Linked DNA regions of Homo sapiens: all the other regions are linked to region 1. The links are chromatin loops, found by intact Hi-C in ENCODE. Cell type or tissue: heart right ventricle. All regions are shown on one strand.

Region 1 (5,000 bases):
TGGCATTGAATATAACTTACCTTTATCAATTTAGTCATGGAAATAAAATCTTACCCCAGAGAAGTTCCAAAAGTTAAAAAAAAAAACAACAAAAAAAAATTTAGTAAGATGTTATCTTTAGTCTATTAAGTAAATGTGTAGTTTATTATAGCATAAAAATAGAGCCTTACCCCTAGTTGGTTCAAAATAGCAATGAGTAACTGTGAAGGAAGAAAAATTGATGATCAGTGCTGTCAATAGGTTAATTTTTAAACCTACATTTAACTTATTACATATGCAAGTTAGTATACTTTGTATACAAAAATCTATTTTATTGAAAAATTCCATTTTATTGCTTAGTATATTATTTATATGATACAAGATTTTAAAATGACAATATCTGGATTTAAATACCTTTAATTCACAGAAATATTTTCTTTCTACAGCTTTGTAATGATATTTACCATATTTGAAAGTTAGAAAATTGATTTGAATGGTTAAGAAACCCTCTGTGTACACTTCCATACAAGTCCCATCTTTCATAAATGATTCAGATTCCCTGTGTGAATGATACTTGAACTAAAATTTTAGGACAACTATGAATACTTTGTTTTGAGAACTTGCTTATACAAGCAGTTTTACTGGAAAATTGTTTTGTAGCATCCACATGGTCCTGTTTTAAGATTCTGGCAGCTTGCTCAAGAAATTGACCAACTCCGTCTAAAAGGTGAATCTCTTTACTTGTTGAGCTGTCTGTCTTAGAGTGTATGCAGTAATATTTAAGCTAAACACTGTCCCAACTGTGACAGATCTTAGGCACGAACAATGCCCTCAGGTAGCGTTTGTTCTGTTAGGGTGCCTTTCTCTGCTCCCTACCTTAATTAGGACCATTGAGAGATGTTGAATGTAGTATTTATATGGACTTTATAGAATAACAGGGCAGAATATATTTACCGCGATAAGATCATTAGGTGTGAGGACCTAGAATAAAGGAAACAGTCAAAGTAAGGAGTTGTAATTCAGCATTTCATCTACTTTTGTATCTTATATATTTTATATTAGCTTGGTAAACGAGAGCATGCTTTTTAGAATTCTCATCATTTCTAAAGTTCAATTATTAAAATTCACTAATATTTTAAGTACCCCCCCCCAACCCCAAACCTATCTCTGGAAACATGTAGTCTGTATTTTCTGTTGTGGGCTCCAGACATAGCAGTGACTTCTTGGAAAGATTATTAAACCTATGATTATTGGGTTTGAAAAAGACTATTTTGGGATCACCTCTTTCTGAAAGAAAACTTTAATAATATTACTTCCTATAATCGTAATAGGAGTGCTGGGCATGGTGGCTCACGCCTGTAATACAGCACTTTTGGAGGCCAAGGGAGGAGGATCACTTGAGTCCAGGAGTTCGAGACCAGCCTGGGCAACATGGTGAAACCCCATCTCTACAGAAAATACAAAAATTAGCCCAGCGTGGTAGTGCGTCCCTGTAGTCCCAGCTACTCAGGAGGCTGAGGCTGGAGAATCACTTGTACCTGGGAGGTGGAGGTTGCAGTGAGCTGTGATTGCACCACTTCCAGCTTGGGTGACAGAGCGAGACTCAGTCTCAAAAAACAACAACAGAAAATCATAATAGGAATATTATTACTTGGAGTTAATATGCTGAAATATACATAACTTTTTTGTATGATACTGAATCCGCCTCATCTTATGTATTTATCACTAATTCAGTAAAATCTTTTCAAAAGTAAAATTTAAGCAATTCCTTTATACCATGACTGTAACCTTAAATCTATTTCAAATGCTTCTAGGATATATTACATTTCAATAAGAATGCATTTTACCCCCACTAATGACAAATGTAAGCATAAAATTTTAGAGGTGAAATGGACTTTGTAAATCATCTGTTGTCACTGTTTTATATTCTAGAAGAGGATAAGGGTCACAGGAGTTAAAGATAATTCCAAAGTATTAAAGGGCAGACATGGAGCTTACATCTCCAGATCATTTAACTTCAAATTAAGTGCTTTTTCTACTGGTTGGTCCCTGGGTTTATTCTACACAAATAAGGAAAGTTTCAGGTCTTAGGTAATTCAGTTTTCAAGGATATGTGAAATTTGAACATTCAATTACTCAAATCAAACAAAATATCAATAACTAGTGGTCCCCCAAAGAGAATGTTAGCCAGTAATTATTGGTATCAAATTCTCCCCAATTAAATCTAAAGAATTTTCAAGTTTTTGTTTTGTATTAGTTTAAGTATTTCCTAAGGAAGCTTTAAGTATAACCACCTGATTTGGATTGTAAGGAAAAGGAAAAGGAATAGAAATCTACAAAAAAAAAAAAAAAAAAAAAAAAAAAAAGTAAATTGTGAATGAAACTGTGAACACTCTCTCTTGCTTTTTCTCATTTATTCATACATTCACTCATCCTTCCACCCATCTATCCATCCATCCCTACAATATTTACTGAGCAATTATTCTATATCTAGGGTTTAGGGATAGCAGTAAATGACACTTAGAGAGCTCACCTTCTATTTGGTGGAGATTAGAATCTAGTGGGTTCAATATAATATTTTCTTTCAAGAGGTATGGTTGTTCTTCTTAATTTATCTAACTTAAAGCCCAGGAATCTGTCTTAATGTGTTGATAGTTTTTACAAATCTACCACTTTCCCTACAGTAAGTGTTACTTTCTTTGCTTGCTTTGAAGATACTAGTCTGCCATCTGGTGGTAGGAAGAGTTTCCATTTCACAGAAGAGTGATTCTTTTAATTGTCATATAGATTTAAATAAATTTAAATTTAAATGTTAACAGCGATTCCTAAGTTCTAATTATAAACCAAGACTCCAAGATTTTGCATCAGTTTAAAATAAATCTTGCCAGGGCACGGTCGCTCATGCCTGTAATCCTAGCACTTTGGGAGGCCGAGGCAGGCAGATCACTTGAGGTCAGGAGTGAGTTCGCCCAGCCCAACTAACATGGTGAAACCCATCTCTACTAAAAACACAAAAATTAGCCAGGCATGGTGGCTACACGGGAGGCTGAGGCAGGAGAATTGCTTGAACCTGGGAGGCGGAGGTTGCAGTGAGCTGAGATTGCACCACTGTACTCCAGCCTGGGCAACAGAGAGAGACTCTGTCTCAAAAAACAAAAACGAAAACAAAAAAAACAAATTTTAGCAAACAATAGGGAAACAATGCACCTAGTCCTGACTAGAACCAAAATAATTAGCAATTAATTATAAGTGCAAGAATAATATTTAGAATTTAACAGCTGGGATTCAATCAGAACAAGTAAAAACATTAAAGGAGAAGAAATGTTCTATTGAGGACTAAGTTTAGTGACAAATTTTTAAAAGTTGAGAGAAACACAGTTTGAAATTAAATGCAAGCAAAGGGAAGGTGTTTATTAAATTTAGATATAAAAACAGTTACACAAAATCATGTTTGTATATTTAAAAATATTTAGGAGATCAGACAATATTAAGCAAGATGTAGTTTTAAAATGTTTGTGAGCTGGGCATGGTGGTGTGCACCTATAATCCAGCTACTGGGGAGCCTGTGGGAGGTGGGAGGATCACTTGAGCCCAGGAGTTTGAGACTAGCCTGGGTGACATAGTGAGGTCCTTGTCTGTAAATAAGGGGTATGTGAAGTTTTAAAATGTATGTGATTTTTAAAGAAAAAAATCATTGCTTAAATACTTATCCAAATTTAACAAGGCCCCAATCTGTGTTGCAGCATCATTATTTTAGACTAAAATAATTTTCTACCCGCAAATTGCCTTGTGCTTTTCAAGTCTGCACCCATGCACTTGCTGTTCCTCTGCCTGAAATGTTTCATCCATTTGTCTTCCTTCAAGACCTGGTTCAGATACTGTCTTCTCTGAAGTCTTTGATCCATAGCTTTGTATTTGTGTCTCGAAATACTTATCAAATTACATTGTAGTTTCCCTTTATGAGTCTCTCTTCCTCATCAGATCTGAACTTATACTGTTTGTACCTCAAGCACTCACCGTTGACTCTATAATGTAGTCGACTTACAAAAGTGTTATATATAGAATAAAGGCAACTCTATTGTGTATTTAGCATTGTTCCAAACTTTATTGAAAAAATGTTTTAAGAATCCAGATATTAGGAGAGCCTGGAGAGAGTCCAAACAGAAAAGCAAAATAACTATTTTGCTTGAACTTGGGAAAAAGTTATAGAAAGCTGGGGAAAAAAAATCTTCTTAGAGAAAGAAAGCAACAAGGTGAATTTGAAAAAGCAAAAGAATGGATATTATAGAAAGAAGTATTCTCTTCATAAAGAGTAAGCTCGTAACGGTCAAAGTAATTCAGCACAAACACCTTTTTAATAGTAAGTGCAGAGAAACACTGCGAGAGGGCACTGAAGATTTGGAGGGAAATTTGCTAGCCCCTTGTCACGTTCCACTATAAGCTATATGGGAGAGAAGTTTGAATAGCTGATTCCTGGGGACTGCCTAAAGCCTCATATTTCAGTATCAAAATTTGGAAAGTTTCATAACCACCATCCAACAAATAAATCCTTTTAGCTATTTCAGATTCCCCAAACCCATGCTTACCAGGGGCGGTTGCGGAGGTAGGGGAAAGAGGACCTGAGGGAAAAATGGTGGTACTTGTGGTGGGTAAAAGATAAATCTCTGTAAAAAGAAACATGATGTCAGTCATTTCAGACAATGGCAGACTTTTAAAATGATGAATGCATTATTTAAAAATACAATTAGAAGTTCACCTGTTCACTGGAACTTTCAGCATATTGTTCGAGCTTGCAAAACAATAACAGCAACAAGGTAAAGCAGCATATGGAAATACATTATCCACTAAAGAGAGGTTTTGTTCTAAAGGAGAATAAGTAATAAGCCACTATGGAGCATTATACCCATCAGTAATGTAACTTCACTTCTGAAATAAAAAGCAGTTGGATATCTAATAGGGAAAAGTTTAATTAATTTTGTGCAATGATTTGGAAGACCAAGGCTTTTTGCTTTTAAATTTAT
Region 2 (5,000 bases), 310 kb before region 1:
AACTGCCTTCAGGGCCCAGCATAGTGGCTCACGCCTGTAATCCCAGCACTTCGGGAGGCCGAGGTGGGCGGATCACGAGGTCAGAGGTTTGAGACCAGCCTGGCCAACATGGTGAGACCCTGTCTCTACTAAAAATACAAAAATTAGCCAGATGTGGTGGCACACACCTGTAGTCCCAGCTACTCAGGAGGCTGAGGCAAGAGAATCGCTTGAACCCGGGAAGCGAAGGTTGCAGTGAGCCTAGACTGCGCCACTGTACTCCAGCCTGGGCGACAGAGCAAGGCTCTGTCTCAAAAACAACAATAACAACAACAAAAAAAACTGTCTTCAGAACTATGTGCAAGCATAGGTACATCCTATTTATTTTATGGTTGCTTTTCTACAAAGAGTTAAACAATACTATCCACATAAATAACTCATCAGACTTGGCTCCAAAACACAATTGCAAAAGACAGAGGATAAAAATGTGTCCCTATTAGATAATTTCAGTATCTACCTAAGTTGTTTTCTTTGGGCAATGATGGCAGCACCATTGGAGTAAGTTTAAAACCTCCATGTTAATTCTTTAAAAACCAGTATTCAGCCAGGCGCGGTGGCTCACACCTATAATCCCAGCACTTTGGGAGGCCGAGGCTGGAAGATCACCTGAGGTCAGGAGTTTGAGACCAGCCTGACCAACATGAAGAAACCCCCGTCTCTACTAAAAATACAAAATTAGCCAGGTGTGGTGGCGCATGCCTGTAGTCCCAGCTACTCGGGAGGCTAAGGCAGGAGAATTGCTTGAACCCAGGAGGCAGAGATTGCAGTGAGCCAAGATCGTGCCATTGCACTCCAGCCTGGGCAACAAGAGCAAAACTCCGTCTCAAACAAACAAAAAAACCCAGTATTCATAGTGTCAACATTTTATAGGTTCTGATACATGTTTAAAAATTATCTTAATCTCCTTCCTCATATCCAAAGCTTACCCCCTAGACTTGGCTAAATGTTCTCTTATCCTAATCTTTATACTCCCTTATCCACCTCTAACTGATAAGTGGAGTGGACCATACTTACTAAGGAGTGGAATCACTGTGTACCCAATGTCACATACAAAAATGCCCCCTCCTTCCCCTTACCTCAAATTGAGTAAAGCAGTAGGTCAACCATAGGCAGTCCCATCCATCAGGCTCTGCTATTCTGTGTTCAGGCGTAAAATACACACATGTATACATGTGATTTCATAGACATGTCAGGACAATAAAATGCATTGTTGGGTAATTTGGAAATCTAAAGCCTAAGAGCTCAGGGAAATTTCACATATATACATTCTCTCCACTTTCTAAAAAATAAATGACATCACCTGTGTGAGTGATAGCTTTAAAGCAAAAACTTCTTATGTTAAATCATTAAATGTTTGCTTCTACTACCCTAATTTCCTGAAGCCACATCTTTTTTTACTTACCAAATACACATGCCTTAAATAAGTAAATCCCTGGCCAGGTTCCTTACTTAGCTCAAAGTTTTAACTTTTTTTTTTTTTTTTTAAACATGCATAGTGTTCTGTCCTTTCAGCAGAGCCCTAGGAGCAGCCGAGACCTAGTCTCCTAAATTTTTACAACTCTCCATAGGCATATTTACAAGGTGTTACCTGAAAATACCAACAAGCCACCAGACACATTTGTGTCCAATTCATTAAAAAGAATTTATATTCATTCCACTAGTAAAAATGATTTATTCCTCTGGCTCTGATTTGAAAGGATGTAATAGGTTTGAGTAAACAATAACCATCTCTGGCCTTTTTTCCCCTTCTTTGTAGGCGTTAGCCACTCTACAGGTCTAAACCCTTGTTATAGCAAAAGATCTTAGTGCATAAAGTGGATAAGATCTAAAGCACACAAATTTAGTTTTGACTATAATGTACCTCTTGGGATTATGTAAAAGCCACAGCCAACCAGCTCAGCTCCTGGGTATTATTAATAGTAGTAATGAAGTAAAACATTTTGAAACTGGACTCAAATTGTGTTCAGTGTGCTAAACCAGGGATGCTGTGAAATGAATGTAAATTTTAACAAGCCTGTTCTGAGCTTTAGACTTCTCATTAGTGCCCCTTTCCCAAGTGTAATGTGCAGAATGAGCCACTAGAGGGCAATCATTTTCTTTAGGAAAAAGATGCTGTTTGAAAGCACTGTACATTCATTTAACCACAATGACACCATGTCTCACACCCAGGAGAATGGATATAATCAAAGGAAAAGGCAATATCAAGTGTTGGAGGGGACAAGGAGCAACTGGAAATCTCATATGTTGCTGATGGAAACATATGGTACTGCCACTTGGATAACAGTTTGCAGTTTCTTAAAAAGTTAAAATCATGTTACAATAAAACCCAGCAATTCCACGTATATGAAACTACCCAAGATAAATGAAAGCATATGGTCAATTAAGATATGTTCATGAACATTCATGGCATCACACATAATAGACAAAAATTGGAAACAATCCAAACAACCATTATTGGTGAATGAATAAACAAAATGTGATATATGCATATGAGGGAATACTATTCAGCTATAAAAAATTCTACACTATGGATGAAGTGAACCTCAAAAATATTATGCTAAGTGAGAGAAGCCAGATGCAAAAGATTAAATATAGTGTGTGATTCAATTTATATGAAATACCCAGAAAAGACAAATTTATAGACAGAAAGCAGATCAGTGGCTACCTAGGGTGAAGAGAAAGGAGGGGAGGAGTGGGGACTGACTGCAGACAGGCTCATGAGAATTTCAGGGGGATGATGAAAGTGTTCCAAATCTGGATTATGATGAGGCTGGCACAATGCTACAGGTTTACTGAATCACCATGTACACTTACAGTGGGTGAATTTAATATAAATCATACTTCAATAAAGCTAACAAAAAACACACTGATTTAGCACTGCATTAGAATAGGTACTGGGAAATGAAACAAGTGAAAGAAAGAAAACTAGAGCACTGTGTATTAGAATGTAATACAAATAGCCACTATGTCATTCGGTCCTGAGCTCTGGCTTTTCAGACAGGAAAAAAGCTCACTGTTTGCAAACAGACTAGGGAAATTTAGGAATTTATGATCAAGTAAGAATTTTATTACTTTTGGCCAAAGGCCATTACATTTGTTACATTAAACAGAAACATTTGTTTAAAAAGGAAGGTTGTAAAGTTTCAAGCAGAATGCAATTATTTTCTGACTCTCCATCAGTACTTTGGAGTCATATTTATGAAGGGATTTAAAACACATCAATGTGCTAAGGGTCTGATGTTATATAAAATAACTAATAACTTGAGATATTCAGGGCAAAGAGAGACACTTGAAGTGACAGGCATATCCATACCAAGTAATTTTACATTTCCTGAATTATCCTTTTATAAACTAGTTTAAATTTACTTAAGAAACTTCAGGTATAATAATATATGAGATCAAAAGGCTCGTTCTGGCCTGTAATCCCAGCACTTTGGAAGGCTGAGGCAGGAGGATTGCTTGAGCCCAGCAGTTCATACCAGCCTGGGCAACTTAGCAAGACCTGTCTCTACAAAAATATCAAAATTAGCCGGGCATAGTGGTGCGGGCCTGTAGTGCCTACTACTCAGTAGACAGAGGTGGGAGAACCACTTGAGCCCGGGAGGTCAAGGCTGCAGTGAGTCATGTTCACGTCATTGCACTCCAACCTGGGCAGCAAAGCAAGACCCTGTCTCAAAAAAAAGAAAGCTCTGTTAAGGTCTATAAGCAGCAGTCTCCAACTTTTTTGGCACCAGGGACCAGTTTTGCAGAAGACAATTTTGCCACGGACAGGGCAGGGGTGGGGACAGGTGGTTTGGAGATGAAACTATTCCACCTCAGCTCATCAGGCATTAGATTCTCATAAGGAGATTGCAACCTAGATCCCTCACATGCGCAGTTCACAATAAAGTTTGCTCCCCTATGAGAATCCAATGCTGTCATTGGTCTGACAGGAGGCGGAGCTCAGGCAGTAATGCTCACTGGCCTGCCGCTCACCTCCTGCTGTGCAGCTCCGTTCCCAACAGCCCACGGACCAGTATTGATTTGAGGCCCGCGGACGGGGGCCCCCTGGTCTATGGAACGTCTTCAACACATAAATTTCAGAGGAGGCTAGTGGTACACAAGAGAAAAATTAGTGAATATTAAGACAAAACTATGTCTTTTCTTTGGCTTCTAGAATGGTAGTGGTTTATGGGGTTATAAAAGACAAGATCATCCAAAGGGCTCTCCCATTACTATTAGTTCCTAGTTCAATTATAAACAATATACTTTTAAAAATGCTTTACTGGGCTCTCAAGAAAGCAGGGACACTGAAAGGCCAATATAAGAGATGGAACCTGAGCAGGAGTGGTAACTAAACAGGAAAACCAAAGTTGCCCTGAGGACAAATGCCATTATCAGCGCTGGGACTGAGAGACCAAGTTCTGGACCCATAGCAAAAGGAGGAGCCAAGAAGAAAGCTAAAATGCCCCAGGTCAGTTTTGTTCCCTAGCCTAGAGACACAAATGTGAAACCTCTCTGAAGGAGCACATTCCCAATTAAAGAACCTCTGGATTCTCAACAGGTTCTACTAAATATATATTTACAAATAAAAATCACCAAACACAGGAAGAATGACATACCATAAGGAAAAGTTCAACAGAGACAATAAACAGATTTAGACCCTCAAGGGACTTCAGATATTGGAATTACTGGCTACAGGATATAAAGATAACTATGTATGAAATGCCCAGAGAAATAAAAAAGATAGAAACCAAAGAAACAGAGGAAGTCTAGCCAGAGCAATTAGGCAAGAGAAATAAATAAAAGGCTTCCAAATTGTCGCTCCCCACTGAGAATATAATCTTACATCTAGAAAAGCCTCGACTCTGCCAAAAAAATTGTTAGATTTGGTAAATGAATTCAGTAAAGTTGCAGGACACAAAACTAATATACAAAAATCAGTAGTATTTCTATACGCCAACAATGAACTAGTGGAAAAA
Region 3 (5,000 bases), 190 kb before region 1:
TACTGCCACAGGACTCAAGAGTTGCCTTCCAAACATGACTTTCAAAAAAGTGAGAAATGGTGAACAGGGGGCAGATCAGAACTTTCGGCCTATTTAATGATTGACTGTAGACTCACCGCCTAAATCGCTTTAGACCCTTCCTGATTTCTTTTTGTTCCAGGGTCATGGACTAGTACTTATTTTCATGGGTGACTTATTTCTTTCTTCCTCCTTCAGATTCAGATTGAGAAGGGTGCCCGCACTAACGAGAACAGTCCCCTTCTCCCCCCCCTCCTGCCCCTCCTCTTCCTTTGTCTTTGTTGAATAAAACAGATGTGGTGAGCAATTCTTTTTATACCTTTATATTTTATATTTGACAAGTGCACTAAGTAGTATCAATTTCTAAGCATCTATCTTTTTATAGTTTAAACTTTTATCAGAGAAATACATAAACTCAGATGAAAAAATCATAAATGTTTAACAAGGCTTTTTAATGAAAACCAGTATCCCCTGCCACATTCATCCCCACCATCATTCTTCTCAGAATAAACATTTACTTGCTTCAACTGGGTCTTCAGGTATTTATTTCCGAATGTCTAATAACATGTTCATACTATTTCTTATTTTTTTGAATTTTATGTATTCCACATTGCTTCCTGTAACTTAACCATCTTGCACTTCCAAAGGCTCCACTCCAAACTTGCCATCTTCTACCCTCTATCCTCCCAATATAGCTACAGGATTTTTTTACTTAATAAACACTCACAGTTTACATTTTATGACTATATAAGCATTATTTACAAGTGAGACATATATCATCCTATATTTTCTTTTCTGTACATTTTTTTCCCGAGTTAATGGTCTTTTTAAAAGCTTATTCTTTTTGATCTGCTGATTCTTTATTCATTCATAACTCTTTTTTTCTTTTCTTTCTCTCTCTGTTGCCAAGGCTGGAGTGCAGTGGTATGATCATAGCTCACTGCAGCCTTTAACTCCTGGGTTCAAGCAATCCTCCTGCCTCACCATCCCACGTAGCTGGGACTACAGGTACATTCTATCACACCTGGCTAATATTTTTAAATTATTTTTAATTTTTGTAGAGATGAGGTCTCTTTATGTTGCCCAGGCTGATCTCAAACTCCTGGCCTTGATCCTCCCACCTTGGCCTCCCAAAGTGCTGGGATTACAGGCATGAGCCATGGCACCCAGCCCATTCATAAGTCTTGATAGCAGGGTAAACCTCTCCTTAAGTTATACCTATGTATCAAGTAAGCTATCAGCTTCTCTCTCTCTCTCTCTTTCTCTCTGGCTCTTCTGCAATCACTCTGCTATAGCCTTTTTTTCAATCCTATGACTTTATACCTTTTAAAGTTTGCTTCATTAATATTTTAGAGGAGTTATGAGAGGAATGGTGGTAAGTTTATGTTTTAATATATCAATTTACAAGAATTGCCCACTACATTTTAAATGAAAAATTCAAAGGATTTAGGATTAGGTTGCTTTTTCATAAAGATATGAGCATAGCATAGAAAATACTCTTCAACTATCATGAACTAGGTGATTAGTATTATTTTCATTTTAAGATATTAAAATGTAATGTCTCAGTAAGCTGTCCTAGCATATAAGACATTTGTTATAAGTATGAAAAGGTACCCTCCTAGATTTTGTTTGAAAGTTCTTGTGAAATTTTTGAGAATTTAAACCACTTGTGATGGCAGCATTTGCAAAAATCTCCCAAGACAAAGTAATACTAGGGGCTTGTCTATCTGAAGTGAAAACAAGAGGAGGGAAAAAACAGCATCTCTAAAAATTTTTCTTCTATGTATATTAAACATAGAAACAACAACTCAAAGGCATTGTCAGTAATGCTTTCATCTGAGTGGGTGCTTAGATGGCAGATCATTTTGCTCCCTCTGGGAGGAGCTGTCTGCAAGGAGTTTAATGAATCAGGCTGTTGCCACTGATCCTCAAAAAGAAAAAGAAAGGAGTCATTGTGTAGACCGATTGTCTGCTAGAATACAGATGATAAAGTTTAGATAAAACTTGATTTCCCTCGATAAACCAAAGCGGCCAATGTCTAAGGCAGTGGTCTTTCACTTTTTAAACAATTTATTTAAAAATAATTAATATGTGCATATATATTAAAAAGTCAAGTAGTGCTAAAGACTTTAAAATATATGTGCCCTCCACCATTTCACCTCTCTTAGCCATGTCTTTGGATATTTACATGCATATTTCAAGGAAAAAAGCACATATACAGCCATCTTTTGATTCATCAATTTTAGATATTATCAGTTGACTTCTGTGTTAGTCCAGATTCTCCAAAAGGCAGACACAAAGGTGGAAAATGTATCAGGAGAAACGCCTGTAGAGATCATGGAGAGGAAACTGGGAGAAGACTGTGAGAGTTCCCAGACTGCCATGTGGGTCTTACCCAGTGCAGGAGAGAGGGGACAGGAGAAAAGGTATGGGGAATCACCTTAGACTACAGTACCATCTAAGGAAAGGACAGCAAGGCCATTAGAAAGTCCTCGAACCACAGTCACCCATAGGAGGGATCCCCAACCCCCGGGAATGGGCCTTACTTAGCATCTGTTTCACTGTCAGTAATTGGCTGAAAGCAGCCCACGGGCAGCATGAATGCACTGAATTTCAGAGTGCAGCAACTGGGCTCGCTGGTCTATTTTGCTCCCTGCAGTTGGAGGTCTGAGAGGGGGCGTTCGCTTGCCTGCTACCACGTCCAGTATGACAGGTAAGGATTTTAGCTTCCTTCCACAGCCTCTGCCTGTTTTTCTCCCCTCCAGTATAATTCTATTTCAATTTGGGTTAAATCCATATTCACTGTTTTCATTGTCATGATTATGTAAGTTTTGCTTATAACTGAGGCAGATAATGCATCATAATTCTAGTTTATTGTACAGTTTCTGTTTCTCTTAAAGGTAATAATTGCCTCATTTTTCCCCGTTTGCTTATTTTTCTTTGAACTGATGGACAAAATTTCCCACAATTCTTAATAGCTCTGTAAAATACCTCTTGATATAAATTTTCATATCATCAAACTTATAGCAAATCTGCTAAATTCAGGAGTAAGCTGGTAAGTGTTCTATAGAATGTAATTTCCTACAAGGTAGTTAGTTTTTTAGTTTGTTTTGGTTTTGGTATTCCTCTGTATTATGGTAGTGGAAGGCTGGGATGCTATAGAACTCAATTTAATATTGTAGAATTGAATTAAAGCAAGGAGACCTTTACTAATTTGCAAACATATTGTTAATCTTGCCACATTTCTATGAGGTCAAAAAATGCATCATCAAATACTTATTGCACTTTCTGTGTGGCAACTAGCTAGTTGATCACTAATTTCTTTCCTCCTTGTGGAAGATTGTATTTTCCAGAGAAGACCAGAACATTACCCATCCTGCATATTCTTCTTATAATATAGCTTTAGCTTCCATCTATCAAGAGATGGAGGCTCTATCTCCTTCCCTTGAAAGTGAGCAGGCTTTGGGGACAGTTTCAGCCAGTAGAATACAGCAGAAATGATGCTACATGACTTCCCAGGGTAGGTAAAAAAAGGTGACACAACTTTTATCTTTGATGAAACATTTGTGGGACTCCTAAGTCACTCCGTAAGCAGTGTGACTGCCCTGAGGTGCTATATTGTGAGGAAGGTCAAACTAGCCCCTGGGAGGGAAGCCCCTAAGTCTACGTGAGGAGAGCCATCCAGCAGCACTCAGATGCTCTAGTCCCCACAGGCTCCAGACCCATGCAGCTTCTGTCATTGTGCAAATCCATGAGAAACCATGAGCCAGAAAAGCTCAGTTGAGCCCTCTCCAAATTCCTGGCCCACAGAAACCGTGACAGACAAATTATGATTGTTTTAAGCCACTAAATTTTGGGGTGATTAGTTGGCACAATAGTGAATAGAACACTTGTCTTCCTAGGTACACAAAAATCAGAAGTGCCCGAGTTCCCAAGAGTGCAAGAGGAAGTTATATACTTCTAAGCTTAGCACAAAAGCCTCCATGTGTGATCCTCCATTCCTTTTTCCCTTCTGCTACCTGAATCCAGAGGACATAGGGAAGTAGCATAATTCCCTGAATGGCCATGTTGAAGGTTTCAGACTTCATGTGAATGATAAAATGTTATTCTGTAACCACCAGGATCTAGGGAGTTACCTGTTGCAGTGATTAGTGCTATTTAAGTTATTAGTGTTACTAATAGAATAGCATTTTATCATTCACGTTATAGTGGCTTACACCACACAACTATCTTGCTGCATTTACTCAAGAAATATGTGTCAAATGGCAGTCAGGCACTGTATCAGGTGCTGTGGATACAGTGGTAAATAGGAGGGTGCTTGTTCTCTTGGAGCTTACATTCTCATGGAAAGGAGAGAACCACAAAATAAGTAAACAGGCTGGGCGCGGTGGCTCATGCCTGTAATCCCAGCACTTTAGGAGGCCGAGGTGGGTGGAACACTTGAGGTCAGGAGTTCGAGACCAGCCTGGCCAACATGGTGAAACCCCGTCTCTACTAAAAATACAAAAATTAGCTGGGCGTGGTGGCGCACCTGTAATCCCAGCTACTCCCTATACACCTTTATGTCCTTTCAAAAGAATCCTTTCGGACACTGAAATGCTTCAGACTTCTTTTTCCTTCTTTTCCTGCTGTGGATTCGGTCTCACTTGGCTAGAGAATTATAATGATACATGCATCCCAGCCTTATTTCACAGCTGCTTCTCTAAAACCTGTGATCTCTAGGCTCTGCTGGAATTGAACAAATGTGAGACTAATAAGAGATGAGGTCAGAGAGTTAACAACGGATCAGATTGTGAAGGGCTTTACTCTAAGGGAGACAAAAGAGAAGGGCCCTAAGCATTATAAGTCTTTTCATTTGTTTGTTTTTTTGAGACAGGATCTTGCTCTGTCACCTAGGCTTAACTTCGGTGGTACAATCTCGGCTCACTGCAGCCTCTACCTCCCAGGCTCAAGCGATCCTCCCACCTCAGCCTCCAGAGTAG
Region 4 (5,000 bases), 110 kb before region 1:
GGCTGATGTGGGAGAATAGGTTGAGCCCAGGAGGTCAAGGCTGCAGCGAGCTGTGATTGTGCCACTGCATCCAGCCTGGGTGACAGAGCGAATCCTTGTCTCAAAAAAAATAAAAAAAATAAAAAAAGGAAAAAAATTAGAATCTTCAATTTTACCTTCAAATTAACCCTTCAAGTGGCCACACTGAATATTTTTCATTAATTTTAAATACATTTTCAACAAAGGCAGCTGAATTGGGGGAAATATGGGGAAGTTTGAGGGGGCAGAATAAAACTTAAAAATTGAATCTTGGCTGGATGCAATGACTCATGCTTATAATCTTGGCACTTTGGGAGGTGAGGTGGAGGTGGGAGAATTGCTCAAGGCCAATTTGAGACCAGCCTGGGCAAACAGCAAAATCCTGGCTCTCAAAAAAAAAAAAAAAAAAAAAAATTAGCTGGGCATGATGGCACACACACTGTAGTCCTACTCAGGAGGCTGAGGTGGAGGGTTGCTTGAGCCCAGTTCAAGGTTACAGTGAGCCATGATCACACCACTGCACTTCAGCCTAAATGAGACCCTGTCTGAAAAACAAAACAAAACCAAGCAAAATTGAATCTCATCATTACAATAAAATTGAGAATCCAAAAGTCTATCCAAGTAAGCATGTGAACTTATAATATGAATTTAATATCAGTGAGGAAAATGATGTATTATTTAATAAATAGTGCAGAAAACTCATTAACTATTTGGAAAAAACTATACTGTGACCTTACTTCTTAAATCAAAATAAATTTGGGTGGGGCAATGATTTAAATATGAAAAATGCAACCATAAAATATATGCTAGAAAAAATATGGGTAAATATTTTCAAAAACTTGGAATGAGAAAGACCTTTCTAAACACCTCACAGAACCTAAAGTCCATGAGAAAAAAATCCCTAAGAAAATTTTAATGTAAAACTAAATGAAAATAGGCTTAAAAGCAAACAAAAAACAACTGGGGAAAAAAAAAACATATGCAACAGATGTGATATATAAAGGGGTTTCTCAAATGTATGAAGAATTGTTTCTTATGTATTAATTAAAAATCTCTAGAGCTCAGCTGGGCATGGTGGCTCATGCCTGTAATCCCAGCACTTTGGGAGGCCAAGGTGGGCGGATCACTTGAGGCCTGGAGTTTGAGAACAGCCTGGCCAACGTGGCGAAACCCCATCTCTATTAAAAATACGGAAATTAGTTGGGCGTGGTCGTGCGTGCCTGTAATCTCAGATACTCGGGAGGCTGAGGCACAAGAGTCGCTTGAACCTGGGAGGTGGAGGTTGCAGTGAGCCGAGATTGCGCCACTGCACTCCAGCCTGGGCAACAGAGTGAAACCCTGTCTCAAAAAAAACAAAAAACAAACAAAGAAACAAACAAAAACAACTCTAGAGCTCAATAGCAAAAAGTGAGCTGATGCCATGAAAATAGGCAATTCATAAAAGGAAGTGCAATGTCCAAAAATCATATGCGAACATGAATGTAGCTAGTCATCAGGGTAAAAACAAAGATGATTCTTCGCGTACTGGATTGGCGGTGATTAAAAGAGTCACAGAAGGCAGACTGATGAAGAAGTAGAGAGTAAGTTGCTCTCCCTGCACTGTGGGTAGGAGTGCAAATCAGTGGAGCATTTCTGGAGAGGAGTTTGGCAATATGTAGGAATTTTTACAAGTTATATACCCTTTGGCCCAGTAATCCCCCTTTATGAATCTACCTGAGGGAGATAATTATCCAAAAGTGAAAATATGTGTGCCCGAGGATGCTTATTGCTGATTTGCTGTTAAAAATCCAGAACACTAAAAACAACCCTAAAATCATCACTAGGAGATGCTATTGCTCCCAATAATCAATACAATTTATTATAATGCTCTGTACTTTATTAGATGTCTGTAACATAATGCTGAGGGAAGTATGCAGTATACTTGCTGCTTCCAGGACCCCATGTGTAACATACGCCAGTTATAGAAAATTCAGAGAAGTCTAGAAGGATGTTTATCAAAATTTTGAGAGTGGTTTCCACTCAATAGAGGGTTTTAAGGAAATTAAAAAAGAAACTTTTCGATTTGTATTTTTCATTAACATTGGAATTTAAACAAATAAGTATGCATCATGTTTACAAAGACATTAAAGCTATTTCTAAAGAGAGAAAACATTAAAAATTATCTTCAAATTAATCCTTTATAATTTTATTTTTTAACCAAGTAAAGAGTATGATCTGGTACTCCTTTCGGAGGCTAATCTCTAGATTACCTCCAAGGGAAGTGTTTTTCACATGTGGTCTTGGGTTATCTCTATCAGAATCACCTATGATAATCACCTTTTTTAAATGTAGAGTTCCAGGCTCCCTTCCCTGCCACTACCCTACCCCAACCAAACCCAGTAAGTCAACATATCTGAGGGTGAAGCCCCAACATAGTTCCCAAGCACACCTGGTGACATGTATGCATATTTAAGCCTGTGAATCATTACTCAGGAGAAGAAAAAAGGAAGAGTTAGCAAGTTTACCAATGTCATTCATATTTACTTTTTTAGTCACGCTCCCTTGCTTTCTCTCTTTTTGGCTTTCCACCTGTTTTCCCACAATCTGCAGAAACTGAAATCAAAATGAACTAAGAGCTTTAACTATCAGGTGTTTTCAGGATTAAAACATTTAGGAAAACCCACAGAATGGCTGGTATTCATAGCAACCACCAATCCTTTTGTCTCAATTTCTCAACTTACCTTGTACTTGGATTTTTGATGAAGCCAGTGTTTACGAAATTAGGACACAGACATGTTGTTTTGACTCCAGTTATTTGTAAGGCAGCCAGTTCATCTGTCAAAGTTTTATGAAATCCAACAGCAGCAAACTTGCTTGAACTGAAAATAGAGAGTTTACAAAATAATTCAAGAATTCTGAAATGTCTGCCTGTTTTCCTCAGTTCAGCATGGTCCTCTGCAGAGCAATGTGGGCATTCCCTGAGTCTCAGGCCCCAGCCCAGAGCTACTGCATCAGAGCCCACATCTTACAAGATTCTCAGGTAAATCTGTAGGCACATTAAGGTCCAAGAAGCCCTGACATAGAAGATTTACTGCATCTTAGCATCACTTACGGAATAAGAACATTTCCTTAAAAAGCCTTTTAAAGAAAATTAGTAGAGTATTTGTTTTTGTTGTTGTTCCACAAAATTCAGTGTCACTATAAGCTGTTCCTTATTTACTTTAAGATGTCCATAGAATTTGCTGAAAACTTTTCCTGGATAAATCCTATTCTTCCTTTAAGTCACAGCTTCACTTCCTCAAAGAGGCCTTTCCTAACCCCCAGTCTAAATTATTTTCTCATTATATAGTAATTTTCAGTTTTCTATGATAGTATCTATCTCAGATTTGTAACTGAACATTCATTAGAGAAATTTTTTTTTTTTTTTTTTTTTTTTTTTTTTGAGACAGAGTCTTGCTCTGTCACCCAGGCTGGAGTGCGGTGGTGCGATCTCGGCTCACTGCAAGCTCCGCCTCCCGGGTTCCCGCCATTCTCCTGCCTCAGCCTCCGCAGTAGCTGGGACTACAGGCGCCCGCCACCATGCTCGGCTAATTTTTTGTATTTTTAGTAGAGACGGGTTTTCACCATGTTAGCCAGGATGGTCTCGATTTCCTGACCTCGTGATCTGCCCACCTCGGCCTCCCAAAGTGCTGGCATTACAGGCGTGAGCCACCACGCCCAGCTGAGATTAAATTTTTTAAAACATCTGTTTCCCACACCTTTCCTATAAGCTCCATGACTGTTTTGGTCACCAGTGAATCTCCAGGGCCCAGCACAGTGCTTGGCTCTTAGGTGCTCAATGAATATTTGTCAAATGAATGAATCACAATGCAAAGCGTTTATTTTAACAGCTCTTTCATTTGGAAGTAGTAGTGAAATTACTTATTCTAAATGGACATTACTTTCTCAGGTTTTTTTAATTTAAAAAGGGCTTTATTGAGATATAAATTCATATGTCACACAAAGCATTCACTTAATGTACACAATTAAATGGTTTTTGATATATAATTAACTTAAAAGTTGTGGTATAATATATATCATGTAAAACATGTCATTTTAACCATTTTTAAGTGTGCAATTCAGTGGCAATAATTATCAGATAATCTTTTATTCTGTTAAATCTGTATGAATTAGCAATTACACAAAGTAGCTATACATTCTGGCCAGTTAATCTATGCTTTGGAAGACAGAAAGCTGTGGAAATTTTTTAAAAAATTTTAAAAAAAATTTCTTACCTTTTTAAAAAAAGTTTAGGCACTTATTGAAGCTGATATGGTTTGGCTGTGTCCCCACCCAAATCTCATCAACAATTGTAATCCGAATTGTAATCCCCACATGTTGAGGGAGGGCACTGGTGGGAGGTGACTGGATCGTGGGGGCAGTTTTCCCCATGCTGTTCTCGTGATAGTGGGGGAGTTCTCACAAGATCTGATGGTTTTTTAGGTGTTTGGCAGTTCGTCTCTTGCTCTTACTCTCTCTCGCTGTCTCTCTCCTGCTGCCATTTAAGACATGCCTGCTTCCCCTTCCTCTGTAATTGTAAGTTTCCTGAGGCCTCCCCAGCCACGCAGAACTGTGAGTCAATTGAACCTCTTTCCTTTATAAATTGGCCAGTCTTGGGCAGTTATTTATAGCAGGGTGAGAGGGGACTAATACAGAAGGCTTAAAAGAAAGATTGTTAGATTAAATTATATGAGATTAAAAGCTTCTGTATACTGAAAAACAACATAAATAAAAATCAGATCTAAAATAGATTACTAAGTGCTAGACATTGCCCTCAGTTATTCTGATGCATTTTGGAGTTTTTTGGGGAGTCTTTATCTGTCACTTAGGCTGGAGTGCAGTGATGCAATCATAGCTCACTTCAACCTAGGAACTTCTGTGCTCAAGCAATCCTATCACCTCAGCCTCCCAAGTAGCTGGGACTACAGGCATGTGCCACAACACTTGAATAATTATTTTACTTT

Evidence for each region. Hi-C counts contacts between places; a loop is a spot of excess contacts. Peaks named below come from ENCODE experiments on the same cell type or tissue, not always from the same donor. Only the 100,000 strongest peaks of a DNase experiment are listed, where the experiment ranks them.
Region 2: a loop joins it to region 1, with 3 times the contacts of the local background. A loop is called at or near these places in 34 of 110 quality-filtered maps.
Region 3: a loop joins it to region 1, with 4 times the contacts of the local background. A loop is called at or near these places in 55 of 110 quality-filtered maps.
Region 4: a loop joins it to region 1, with 3 times the contacts of the local background. A loop is called at or near these places in 39 of 110 quality-filtered maps.

Annotation. Positions count from the first base shown.
Region 1 is chr4:87,463,244-87,468,243 of GRCh38, forward strand. SCPPPQ1 (secretory calcium-binding phosphoprotein proline-glutamine rich 1) reads right to left here. Exons shown (of 10, transcript NM_001405228.1): 4 at 4,736-4,768; 5 at 4,566-4,643; 6 at 934-960; 7 at 171-200; 8 at 21-49. The coding sequence ends at 35. Among named protein-coding and RNA genes, the nearest start is that of SCPPPQ1, 5.3 kb to the right of the region's middle. In heart right ventricle, CTCF peaks have their summits at 2,710 (motif pointing left) and 2,921; no DNase peak of the experiment used is centred here; H3K27ac peaks cover 2,109 bases.
Region 2 is chr4:87,148,858-87,153,857 of GRCh38, forward strand. No RefSeq gene overlaps it. Among named protein-coding and RNA genes, the nearest start is that of KLHL8, 69 kb to the right of the region's middle. RefSeq lists a silencer at 2,161-2,210 and enhancers at 3,567-4,067, 4,068-4,568. In heart right ventricle, CTCF peaks have their summits at 2,101 (motif pointing right) and 2,311; no DNase peak of the experiment used is centred here.
Region 3 is chr4:87,268,448-87,273,447 of GRCh38, forward strand. No RefSeq gene overlaps it. Among named protein-coding and RNA genes, the nearest start is that of MIR5705, 30 kb to the right of the region's middle. In heart right ventricle, a CTCF peak has its summit at 1,900; no DNase peak of the experiment used is centred here.
Region 4 is chr4:87,354,541-87,359,540 of GRCh38, forward strand. HSD17B11 (hydroxysteroid 17-beta dehydrogenase 11) reads right to left here. Exons shown (of 7, transcript NM_016245.5): 5 at 2,739-2,876. Among named protein-coding and RNA genes, the nearest start is that of HSD17B11, 34 kb to the right of the region's middle. In heart right ventricle, no CTCF peak of the experiment used is centred here; no DNase peak of the experiment used is centred here; H3K27ac peaks cover 543 bases.